Regions from separate parts of the Homo sapiens genome. Here region 2 is linked to region 1. A link is a contact called in ENCODE Hi-C data. All regions are on one chromosome and are shown on one strand. Each heading gives the region's core, a stretch centred on a gene start or an enhancer-like site at or near the end of the contact. The rest is flanking DNA. Distances are from core to core; before and after follow the strand shown.

Region 1 (6,232 bases), core at 3,577-6,076:
TATAAACTGTATATTAAATAGATATTTTTTGGGTGCTGAATCAATTTTATTTAAATTTGTGATTAAAGTGACATTGAATTTCTGATGCTATGCTGCCATAACACTTGAAAACCAATTTAGTTGTTAGTCATTCATTAAACATTAACATCACTATCATTTATTTATTGCTAAATGATGCATAGTATTTTAGTCTACTTGTATTGTTTATAAGAAACCCAAGCAAAAATATATAGCAATTGTTACCTTGTTAAGTTTGTAGTTCTCTACATTTCTCTGGATGGAGACTGTGAACATCTGATTGTTCAGCAACCTTCAGTATCTATTATTTTAATAAGAAAGAAACTTCCCCTAAACTTTAGAAAACAGTTGCTCCACTTTAGGAATCAAATTATGTCAATAAATGTTATAAACACAGCCTTCATTTCAACTTATATAAAATATGTTTTAAAATGCCTGACAATGTAGATAATTCAAGAAATGTTGACTGAAATTTTGTCTACACTTAGAACATTTTTTGAAATTCAGTTTACAGAAATTGGAGAAAATGCTTTTTAAACAAGTGTTTCCTTTCTTCAAGAAGACATTCTCCTTTTAATTGAAATTTTCTCCATTCAGTGATAAAATGATCAGCCATGTGAAGATTCGAAACTTCGAGTTCTTTTGAAATTCAGAGTCTGTAACTTAAAACATTACCCTTATGAATTTAGATGAGAATTCACTTGTTCTGTCAGTAATCCATAAGACAGAAATCTGTTTTTTTAAAAATATCTTTTTCTCCTCTCAGCTCATACATAACACAAGGCAGAAATCTGGATATGAGATTTGCCTCTTTAATGTCACTACATGTTATGTTTCCTGAATTGTAGTATGTGACTTTCAAAATGGTGGTTTTCCACACTCTACCTTTAGTGCAAGCTATTTGTTTGTTTTCTAATTTATAGTTTTAAAAACTTCGCTTATTGAGTTTTTGTTATGTGGTTTATATTTTTCTTTCTCTTTCAGCTATTTTATTTAATATTGTGTCAGATATTTTACAAGGTATGACCTAATTAAAAACTCAGTAGAGAAAGATCAGAATGGCCTTGAGAATAGAGCCACAAAAATAACTATGAAAATGCCAGTAACGTTTATTTAAAACAAAATATTTTAATTTTTAAATTTTCCCTTAAAACACACTTTTGGAATATGCTACAATATTACATGTTTTTTGTCTTTTTATTTTTCTGAGACGGAGTCGTTTTCTGCCACCCAGGCTGGAGTACAGTGGCATGATCTTGGCTCACTGCAACGTCTGCCTCCTGGGTTCAAGCAATTCTCCTGCCTCAGCCTCCTGAGTAGCTGGGATTATAGGCACATGCCACCGCGCCCAGCTAATTTTTGTATTTTTAGTAGAGATGGGGTTTCATCATGTTGGCCAGGTTGGTCTCGAACTCCTGACCTTGTGATGCTCCCACCTCGGCCTCCCAAAGTGCTGGGATTAAAGCTGTGAGCCACTGTGCCAAGGCTTTTTTATTTTTTTTTTTTGTCATTTTCTTTCAAAACTTGAGTGGTCTCTGAGCTCCTGTCATTAAACCTATCTATATCTGTCTATCAGCACAACTCACCTTGAATATAGTCTTATACTTTCAAGTATCTTTGTCTTTGCACGTTTTTCAAGTTTCATGTGCCATTTAAACTTGGACCCAGGTATCTGATTATTTGATGTGAATAGAGGGATGCTACAGATGTCATTTGTCTCCCGCCCTAAGTCCTCCAGTCTCCTTAGAGCTAGTACTTACTAAGCATTTACTATGTCATCAATAATCATAAAACGTATTTTTTTTTTTGAGTCAGAGTCTCGCTCTGTTGCCCAGGCTGGAGTGCAGTGGTGCCATCTTGGCTCACTCCAAGCTCCCCCTCCCGTGTTCACGCCATTCTCCTGCCTCAGCCTCCCGAGTAGCTGGGACTACAGGCGCCTGCCACCATGCCCGCCTAATTTTTTTGTATTTTTAGTAGAGATGGGGTTTCACCGTGTTAGTCAGGATGGTCTCGATCTCCTGACCTCATGATCCTCCCGCCTCAGCCTCCCAAAATGCTGGGATTACAGGCGTGAGCCACCGCGCCTGGCCTAAAATGTGTTCTTTATTATTGACGGCTGTATTGATGGGATTGGTAATTTAGTCCTTCATATTAATCTCTATTCTCTCTCAGAGTACAAGCTCTCATCATATGCAAATTCTCAGAAGGGCTGTGAACACCTTAGTAATAAATTTATCTTTTGAGGTCATTAGCAAACATGAACTCACAGGGATCCAGAGATGGTAAAATTCAAAACAGCCTGTCAAGTTCAAAACAGAGAGGTGAAAGCAGAAGAGACACTTTCCTATTTTGCCTAATAGGTCTCCTTATATGCATCTGTAGTTAACATTCCTCAATTCAAGTTAGAATCATGAAACAATAATGAAGCTCCTCCTATGTCTCTTTTCAAGTTGTAATTACTATATAGGAAAAACTAAGTTGTCACCCAATATCTTAGACACTTTGAGAGCAAAGGGGGTGCTGTAAATAAGTATACAAGATCACAGACCTAAATTGAGCCTGTTCCAGACAAATTGGGGCCTATGGTCAACCTATCCTTAGACCTGCTAACGCATTAGCATTAGCAGCACCTAAGTCCTCATTGAATGTTCTGGTTCAAGGCTCCACCTCAGAAATTCTGAAATGGGTAGTAAGAGCAAATTTTCATTTTAAAGCACACCTGAGATGATTCTCATACAACCGAAATTTTAGATCCATAGCCCTATTTGATACTTGACAGTGCAAGTTTCTGTAATTTAAAAAGATGTGGTGGCCTGACACCTGCAATCCCAACATTTTGGGAGGCCAAGGTGGGAGGGTCCCTTCCTTGAGCCCAGCAGTTTGAGACCAATGTAGTGAGACTCATCTCTGCCAAAAAAAAAAAATTAGCCGGGCATGGTGGCACACATCTCTAGTCCCAATTACTCAGGAGGCTGAGGCGAGAGAATCGCTTGAGCCTGGGACATTGAGGCTGCAGTGAACTGTGATGGCACAACTGCATTTCAGCCCGGGTGACAGCAAGATTCTGTCTCAAAAAAAAAAAAAAAAAGAGTAGTTTAACTACTCCCTACTTTTTATTCAATATTGGACATCTACATTGGGATATTTATGTTATCACTTGGTATAAAATGTACATTAGTAGAAATTGAGTTTAGTTTTTATTATTTTGTGCGTGGAGATGATTGATCAATGGCAAACTTATTTTACGCTCCAGATAGCTAAAACAAACGTTGATATTTTGATACATAACTCATTACATTTTAATTCAGGGTTTATAAAAAAGTAATCTCTAAAATCAGAATTTGAATGAATTTTGATGCAAGAGGCATTCCAGAGGAGTAGAGAAGTATAGAAACAGAATTTAGTAGGACACATAAACTGATGGATTAAGTGACACCCATTTCTGTCAGTTTTCTTATTCATAAATATTGTTGCTCTGTCATTCAGATTTTAATAAAAAAAGTTTAAAGTAATTGACACATTTAAAAATATTCTTTAGAAAAGTCAAAACATCATTAAATAAAATAAATTAACCCTTGCATAAGACCAATATGTCTGTTGTTAAGTTTTCCTTTCTTGGAAAGACAGAAAACTCAAGTTTTTTTCAGCAGCACAGATATATTACATTTTCATTCCTGAATATTTGATTTCAAGAACTTTGAGAGAGAAAAAAATATTTTTACTGCAAGTGGTGATGAAAAACTTCACTGACATTGATAAAATTACTAGATATATTTCAGAACTGTGTCTTTTGGGCATTTGAAAAGCGTAAATATAACAGGGTTGAAAGCATTTGCCTCTGAAAGCAGAAATAATAAATTTCTTAATTACTTTATTCAGAATTATAATTAAGATTCTTTTTGCCCGTGTAAGATATTATAAAATGAAACTTCTTGTATAAAGGATTTTTCTGTAATAGTACTTTTCTGTTTTCTTAAATACAGAAACCACCACTCTCAGCCTGTGCAGTAGCAATAATTAAGGCATTCTATAGGTAATAATTTTGCCTGATGAGCCAAATTTGGTATTGAGCCTCATGAAAACAAATGTGGCCAAATTGAGGCCTGAGAATAGTTTCCATTTATGAAGCACTCATTCTCCTTAAGGTACTATTGCAAGCACTTACTATATTATAATTCACTCAACCACCGTATTACTATTAGGCCAAAGTTATAAAATTGGAACATGAGGGAGGGAGAGGTTAAACGATTTTCCCAAGTCATGTGGCTAGTGAGTAGGATAATAGGAATCTAAATGGAGAAATGTCTGATGTTGAAGCTAATGATCTCTAAATTCTAGTGATGACTAGATCTTCGGAGTTATAAACACCTCACAGATAGTTGATGCTTGACATTAGTGTCTAAATAAACCTTATTAAATCTCAAAATAATGAGAAAGAGAAGTAAGTTAAGTGTCAGAACTTAAATGGAACTAAAGTTGTCATTTAATAAAATATTAGTATACTCAGTAGTATGCAAATATTAAGGGCATTTTGAAATTCGGCTATTGATAATCATGTGGTTAGGGAAGAAATCACTACTCTGAGAGTCTACATTTAAGAAAACATTGCACGTGGGATCAACATTTATTGTTATTAACTATAAAGAGACGTAATGTGAGGCTTTGAAAGTCCATAGACATAAAAATACGTAAAAAAAGAATTAACATATGAATGAAAGAAAAGTTGTGAACTCATGGAATCGTACTTACACCTAAAGCCACCGGATGTCGCTGTCGTCCACAAAATAGCTTTTTAGAACAAAGGCATCAGCCAGTTTCTCAAGGACTAGGAAGTAGCGTCATTCTGAGATCTCAGCCATTTCGATAAAAAATAGATATAAGAAATAGGACAGAAAATGTCAGATCGTATGTGCGTTCTAGACCGCTGATTCGTCGATTTGTAAAACAAGAGAAGGATAAGATGGTTTCCAGATGTAGCTGCCTGGGGGTCCAGTGTCTGCTGCTCTCGCTTCTTCTCCTCGCAGCCTGGGAGGTGGGGAGCGGCCAGCTCCACTACTCAGTCTACGAGGAGGCCAGACACGGCACCTTCGTGGGCCGCATCGCGCAGGACCTGGGGCTGGAGCTGGCGGAGCTGGTGCAGCGCCTGTTCCGGGTGGCGTCCAAAAGACACGGGGACCTTCTGGAGGTAAATCTGCAGAATGGCATTTTGTTTGTGAATTCTCGGATTGACCGCGAGGAGCTGTGCGGGCGGAGCGTGGAGTGCAGCATCCACCTGGAGGTGATCGTGGACAGGCCGCTGCAGGTTTTCCATGTGGACGTGGAAGTGAAGGACATTAACGACAACCCGCCCAGGTTCTCCGTAACAGAACAAAAGCTCTCAATACCTGAATCCAGACTGCTTGACTCTCGATTTCCACTAGAAGGCGCATCTGATGCGGATGTTGGAGAGAACGCATTGCTTACTTACAAACTCAGTCCAAATGAGTATTTTGTTCTTGATATTATAAACAAAAAAGACAAAGACAAATTCCCAGTGCTTGTTCTGCGGAAGCTGCTGGATCGTGAAGAAAATCCTCAGCTAAAGTTGTTGTTGACAGCAACTGATGGAGGCAAACCTGAATTTACCGGATCTGTTTCTCTGCTGATCCTGGTGTTAGATGCCAATGATAACGCCCCTATCTTTGACAGACCGGTTTATGAAGTTAAGATGTATGAAAATCAAGTGAACCAAACATTAGTAATACGGCTCAACGCTTCTGATTCGGATGAAGGAATAAACAAGGAAATGATGTATTCATTTAGCTCTTTGGTCCCACCCACGATAAGAAGGAAATTTTGGATAAACGAAAGGACGGGAGAAATAAAAGTAAATGATGCTATTGACTTTGAGGACAGTAACACTTATGAAATTCATGTAGATGTTACAGATAAGGGAAACCCACCTATGGTTGGTCACTGCACGGTCCTAGTGGAACTACTGGATGAAAATGATAATTCACCTGAGGTGATTGTCACTTCTCTGTCTCTCCCAGTGAAAGAAGATGCTCAAGTGGGCACCGTCATTGCCCTAATCAGCGTTTCTGACCATGATTCAGGAGCCAACGGACAGGTCACCTGCTCTCTGACGCCTCACGTTCCGTTCAAGCTGGTGTCCACCTACAAGAATTACTACTCATTGGTGCTGGACAGCGCTCTGGACCGCGAGAGGGTGTCG
Region 2 (6,998 bases), core at 2,091-4,590, 370 kb after region 1:
ACCAAGAACTCCTTTTATAATTTTTCTAACGAGCTTTCTCTTCTACGCTCCACAACAACTATTTTAAACCTACGTATCTTACTTTAAACTTCTTACCCTACCACTTAGATACCCCCTTTTATCCGATGAACTTGCCTGATACCTTATTGAGAAAATAGAATCCATCAGCTAGAAATTCATTTTCCTGTCCCCTACTCCACAGCTTTAACAGCATCTGTATCTATACTTTTCACCTGCTGAGGTCCGTCCCACTGGTCTAAATCCAAACACTTCATACATTGCCTGGATCCCATCTTTAACAACCTTTCTAGGGGACTTGCATTATCCCTTCTGTATCTTAATTTTCTCCTTCCCTACTGAACATTACACATTGGCATTTTAAATATATTCAAGTTTCTCTAGTCTTTAAAATACTCTCTGAGTCTGAATTCTTCTCCAGATACCAATGTATTTCTTATTCCTTTTACAGCCTTTTCATTCTTTACAAATTTCTTGAGAGCCTGGATGCAGTGAGCCAGTGAGCCTGGGTGACAGACTGAGACCCTGTCTCAAAAAAAAAATTGTTGAAAGAGCGGTTTACCTCATTTTTGCTTCCTCATCCGCCTCACTTTGCACCGAAGTACAATCTAATTTTCATCACAACCATTCTACTGAAACTGCTATTGCAAATGTTATCAAAGATTTCCATATAAGTTAAGATTATACTGTGGAACCAATGTGATGCAATGACACAGTGGCTTGTAAACATGTCTCTCTTTTTCACATGACAGTACCAATGTAAAAATTATTAGGTAGGTAGGGCAGCTTTCATCCTCACAGTCCTTCTGAAACCAAATTTTCTTTCAAGTAATTTCTTCAACATTCCCTATGGCAATATAATCTGCATGGCTGTAGCTGGGTCACTGTCACATCTGGGTTCTAGCTCGCTTGGAAGAAAGAGGCATATCCAGATGATTTCTGTTCTATAACTGGAAGGGGAAGACAGAAATTCTGCTCACAATCCATCTGTGAGAACTTAATTCACTTGGCCACACTCAAATACAAGGGAGGCTGGGATGGGCAATCTACCTTCATGGCCACATACCTGGGCACAGTTCTATTACTATAGAAGCAAAGGAAAACAGATTTTGTCAGACATCTATCAGAATCCTCCACAATGACCATCTTTTTAAGCCCACTGGATAATTGTCATACTTATTTTTCTTGATTTTTCTGAAGCATTTGCAGCCATTGATCTTCCTTATCTCCTTAAAATGCTATTTGCTTTTGATTTCATGATTTTGAACTCTGAGCCTTCTTTATCTTTTCAAATATACTTCTTGCCCTGTCTCCTCTAAATGAAGATGTTTCTCAGAGTTCTGTGCCAAGCCTCTTTTATACTTATTTGACACACTTTTGCTTGGTTATCCTAGAGCATTCATGGTGTGTATATATATATATATATATATATATATGGTGATTGAAACCATGAATGCTATATATATATATATGCTATATATATGCTCTCTGTATATATGCTATATATATGCTCTCTCTCTATATATATGCTATATATATGCTCTCTCTCTCTGTCTCTCTCTGTCTCTCTCTATATATATACATATATACACACCACAGTTCATATTGCCAGCTCAGATTTATTTCCTATGCTTTGGTTATATGCAAACACACACACACACACCCCACCACCACGCAAACACACATCCTACAGGCACTTACCTCAATATCAGCATGTTCAAAACTGAACACTTCATCTTTTTCCACCCCAATCATGTTTTTTTTTAGCATTCCCTGTCCTAGTGAATGACACCACTAGTCATCCAGATGCCCAGTCCAGAGGTGTGATATCATCTCTGAGTCTTTCCCATTTTTCTCCCCATGCAACCTATCAACCAACAGTTGAAAACATTTCATCTCCTCATACCTTTCTATTCATCCCTCTTCTCTCCATCCACACTGGCATTATCCTCATCCAGATCATCATCTCTTATCTGATCTCCTTGATTCTCCAGTCACTCCCCCTGAAATTAATTCTCCATACTGCAGCCAAACTGATTTTTTAAAATGCAGATGTAATCATGTTAATCAGATATTTAAAACCCATCTTTGTACTTGAATTACCTTTAGGATAAATTCAAGAATGCATGATATGACCTGTATAATGATTCATGTTCTCACCATGCTTTTAACCCTAATTTCATTGTTAGACCCTCCCCTTCCATAGTTTTTAAAGTCCAAGGCATACTTCATTTCTCTGTGTTCCTCAAAATGCCCATCTGAAATATTCCTCCTTCTCCTGGCTAGTTCCTTCAGATCACAATGTATTTTTCATTACCTCAGGAAAGCTTTCACTGATGTCCCAAGTCCGACTTTGATCTTAATTATTTTATTTTTGACAGACACTTAACCAGCACTTACAAACCACTTTGTAAATATTAATTCATTAGATGCCTACGATAATAATCATAGGAGACAAATATTATTACCCCATTTTACAGGTGAGGAAACAAAGGTATCTATAACTTGCCCAAGCTTATAGATAGTAAGTCACATAACCAGGATTCTAATATTGATAATTTGGTTCCAGATCCCATATTCCCAAGCACTAAGGTATGCAGCCTCCTAGGTACAAGAAGTCTTTTCTAGGTATTTCTATATTACTTTTTATAAATGCATACATTATGACATACTTCGTTTACTTGTCTGCCAATTTTTCTAGCTTGTGAGCTCTGTAAGAGCAAGAATTATCTCTAACTTATTTGTGCCATGTCCTTCTTTATATTTTTAAAATATAAAAGTGAAAAAAGTAATGATATTACCAACTATAGCTGACAACAAGTATTTACAAGAGTGAAGGAGATAATATATTTGTAATTACTCGAGAAATGACTTAAATAAAAAATTATTTCTTCAGTTCAGAATATTTTAACAGATCCTTTAGTGCCGAGCATTCAAAACAGTGATAATGCAGTGTATGGACTTTTCTGGATTCAAATTCAAACAAACCAACAGCAAAGGACATTTTGGAGAGAACTGGGGAAAACCAAATGCAGTATAAATTACACCAAGGAATTATTGCTCAAGTTGTTGATTGTGAACGTTTTATTACAATTATCTTTTAGAAGGCCTTACCTATTAAAAATACTTAGTGAAGTATTTAAAGGAAAAAAAATGATGTCTGGGATTTGTTTCGAATGTTCCGGATGTATTTATGAATTACTTTTTCAAAGAGGAAAACTTTTTTAATGAAAAAAAAAACATGGAGACACATGGTGGCGCTACAGGATAAGACGAAAACAGTACATAGGCTGGCACGGTGAGCTTCGCTATTCAGGAGAACAGAAAGCATCCAACCCACTGAAAAGACAGGCATTAAAGGAGCTTCGCCTACAGAGCTGCTGGAGGATACACTCTCCAGGGGGTTCCTGTTAAAAACCAGAGCTTCAGCTTCCAAAATTACGGCTGAGCTTCAGTTTTTCCACAAGAGATTGCCTAAAGGAACCATGGAGATCAGAGGGGCACTCGATCTGCGAAAAAGGCAAGTTCTAATATTCCTTGTTTTGCTGGGATTGTCTCGGGCAGGTACTGAATCTGCACACTATTCTGTGGCAGAGGAAACAGAAATTGGCTCTTTTGTGGCTAATCTAGCGAGGGACCTAGGGCTGGGGGTGGAGGAGCTGTCTTCACGTGAAGCCCGGGTAGTGTCTGATGATAATAAAAAGTATTTGCACCTTGATTTGCTGACTGGGAATTTGCTCCTAAATGAGAAACTAGACCGAGACGAGCTGTGTGGCTCCACCGAGCCCTGTGTGCTGCATTTTCAGGTGGTTTTGGAAAACCCTTTACAGTTTTTTCGGTTTGAGCTGTGTGTCAAAGACATAAATGATCACTCCCCTACATTTCTAGACAAGGAAATACTTATTAAAATATCAGAAGGTACCACTGTTGGAGCTACCTTTCTAATGGAGAGTGCTCAAGATTTGGATGTCGGAAGCAACAGTCTCCAAAACTACACAATTAGCCCCAATTCTCACTTCTACATTAAAATTCCCGACAGTAGTGACAGAAAGATATACCCAGAGCTGGTCCTAGATAGAGCTTTAGATTATGAACAGGAAGCTGAACTCAGATTAACACTCACAGCAGTGGATGGTGGATCCCCGCCCAAGTCTGGGACAACTTTGGTTCTCATCAAGGTGTTGGACATCAATGATAATGCCCCTGAGTTTCCTCAGAGTCTCTATGAGGTGCAAGTCCCCGAGGACAGACCCCTTGGCTCCTGGATTGCCACCATCTCAGCTAAGGATCTGGATGCAGGAAACTATGGAAAAATATCTTACACATTTTTCCATGCATCAGAAGATATTCGTAAAACATTTGAAATTAATCCAATATCTGGGGAAGTTAATTTGAGATCACCCCTGGATTTTGAAGTAATACAGTCCTACACTATAAATATTCAGGCAACAGATGGTGGGGGTCTTTCAGGAAAATGCACCCTTCTAGTTAAAGTTATGGATATAAACGACAACCCACCAGAAGTGACCATATCGTCGATTACAAAGAGAATTCCAGAGAATGCCTCAGAGACCCTAGTAGCTCTTTTTAGTATCCTAGACCAAGACTCTGGAGACAATGGGAGGATGATTTGCTCTATTCAAGATAACCTCCCTTTTTTCCTGAAACCGACCTTCAAGAACTTTTTCACTCTAGTTTCTGAAAAAGCACTGGACAGAGAGAGCCAAGCCGAGTACAACATCACGATCACCGTCACAGACTTGGGGACACCCAGGCTGAAAACCGAGTACAACATAACCGTGCTGCTCTCTGACGTCAATGACAACGCCCCCACCTTCACCCAAACCTCCTACACCCTGTTCGTCCGCGAGAACAACAGCCCCGCCCTGCACATCGGCAGCGTCAGCGCCACAGACAGAGACTCAGGCACCAACGCCCAGGTCAACTACTCGCTGCTGCCGCCCCAGGACCGGCACCTGCCCCTCGCCTCCTTGGTCTCCATCAACGCGGACAATGGCCACCTGTTTGCCCTCAGGTCGCTGGACTACGAGGCCCTACAGGAGTTCGAGTTTCGCGTGGGCGCCACAGACCGCGGGTCCCCGGCGTTGAGCAGCGAGGCGCTGGTGCGCGTGCTGGTGCTGGACGCCAACGACAACTCGCCCTTCGTGCTGTACCCGCTGCAGAACGGCTCCGCGCCCTGCACCGAGCTGGTGCCCCGGGCGGCCGAGCCGGGCTACCTGGTGACCAAGGTGGTGGCGGTGGACGGCGACTCGGGCCAGAACGCCTGGCTGTCGTACCAGCTGCTCAAGGCCACGGAGCCCGGGCTGTTCGGCGTGTGGGCGCACAATGGCGAGGTGCGCACCGCCAGGCTGCTGAGCGAGCGCGACGCGGCCAAGCACAGGCTGGTGGTGCTGGTCAAGGACAATGGCGAGCCTCCTCGCTCGGCCACCGCCACGCTGCACGTGCTCCTGGTGGACGGCTTCTCCCAGCCCTACCTGCCGCTCCCTGAGGCGGCCCCGGCCCAGGCCCAGGCCGACTCCCTCACCGTCTACCTGGTGGTGGCATTGGCCTCGGTGTCGTCGCTCTTCCTCTTCTCGGTGCTCCTGTTCGTGGCGGTGCGGCTGTGCAGGAGGAGCAGGGCGGCCTCGGTGGGTCGCTGCTCGGTGCCCGAGGGTCCCTTTCCAGGGCATCTGGTGGACGTGAGCGGCACCGGGACCCTGTCCCAGAGCTACCAATACGAGGTGTGTCTGACAGGAGGTTCCGGGACAAATGAGTTCAAATTTCTGAAGCCGATTATCCCCAATTTTCAAGTTCATGACACTGGTAGGAATATGGGGGAAATCGAGAACTTTCGAAATAGCTTTGGACTTAACATTCAATAAAACAATTTATTTTAAATGTCTAATTTTTGGTTATTCTTGGCAAGCTGATGGTACTTTTTGCATAATCTTTTGTGGATTCTTGGTTGTACTGTAGTTGCATGCATGATTATAGCTCTTGTTTTTCTCACAGTTTCTTTAAAAATCTTTATTAGTGGCTATAATGACGTGGAAATGTAATCTGTGTTTTCTGGTTTTTCATTTATTTGGCCAAAATGTTATATTAATGGAGTTATTGCTATTTTTGCTGTGATAATGGTATTATGCAAGACCATATTCTCAATTATTTGGATATGCAAACTAAAGTATTAAGAGCTAATGTCATTATATATGTAACTTAAATCTAGACACCATCAAAGCATAAAATAAAAATAAAAAGCGTTGCTGAATCTGGGTCGAAAATGTAGTGCGTTTATCCCACTATTCTCTCTGAAAATGTTCTTTAGAAAGGGTAACAAAGATGCTATCCCTCCATTTTCAGTTCTGGAGAACCTTATTAGTTTTTCAAATATTTACTTTATGATGAAACTTAAGTGGTCACATTGGAAATTATTAATTTCTTAAGTAATTTTTTCTGTAACTGCTTTTGTTGATAATCCTGTTGTGGAGGAAGAGTCTTATAATGCTCTGGGCTTTGCTGTCACTCTTTGGTTTTCTTAATTTAATTCTATTTATTTATGTTTTTTGAGACAGGGTCTCATTCCATTGACCTGGCTGGAATGCAGTGGCACCATCATGGCTCACTGCCGCCTTGACTTCCTGGGTTCAGGTGATTCTCCTGCCTCAGCCTCCTGAGTAGCTGGATCACCAGCACAGGCCACTACGGCCTGGCTAATTCTTTTGTATTTTTTTTGTACAGATGGAATCTTGCCATGTTTCCCAGTCTGGTCTGGAACTCCTTGGCTCAAGCGATCTGCCCGCCTTAGCTAGTTTTTTGTTTTTGTTTTTTGAGACAAAGTCTCACTTTGTTGTCCAGGCTAGAGAGTAGTGGCAGGATCTTGGCTCACTGCAGCCTCGACATCCTGGGCTCAGGCAATCCTCCTGCTTCGGCCTATTAAATAGCTCAAACTACAGGCACCCGCCACGATGCCTAGCTAAATT

The links. A loop is a pair of places that touch in the nucleus more often than their neighbours do.
Region 2: a map with no recorded cell type shows a loop between it and region 1 (1.8-fold over the local background). The contact joins the promoter of PCDHB14 here to the promoter of PCDHA10 in region 1. A Hi-C loop is called at or near these places in 1 of 37 single-sample maps with no recorded cell type.

Annotation. Positions count from the first base shown.
Region 1 is chr5:140,851,071-140,857,302 of GRCh38, forward strand. It overlaps PCDHA10 (protocadherin alpha 10), which reads left to right and starts at 4,827. Exons shown (of 4, transcript NM_018901.4): 1 at 4,827-6,232. The coding sequence starts at 4,979. All of the region lies in intron 1 of PCDHA1 (protocadherin alpha 1), which reads left to right. All of the region lies in intron 1 of PCDHA2 (protocadherin alpha 2), which reads left to right. All of the region lies in intron 1 of PCDHA3 (protocadherin alpha 3), which reads left to right. It also overlaps PCDHA4, PCDHA5, PCDHA6, PCDHA7, PCDHA8 and PCDHA9, and 1 more gene.
Region 2 is chr5:141,220,003-141,227,000 of GRCh38, forward strand. It overlaps PCDHB14 (protocadherin beta 14), which reads left to right and starts at 3,341. Exons shown (of 1, transcript NM_018934.4): 1 at 3,341-6,998. The coding sequence starts at 3,504. The coding sequence ends at 5,900. It also overlaps PCDHB@.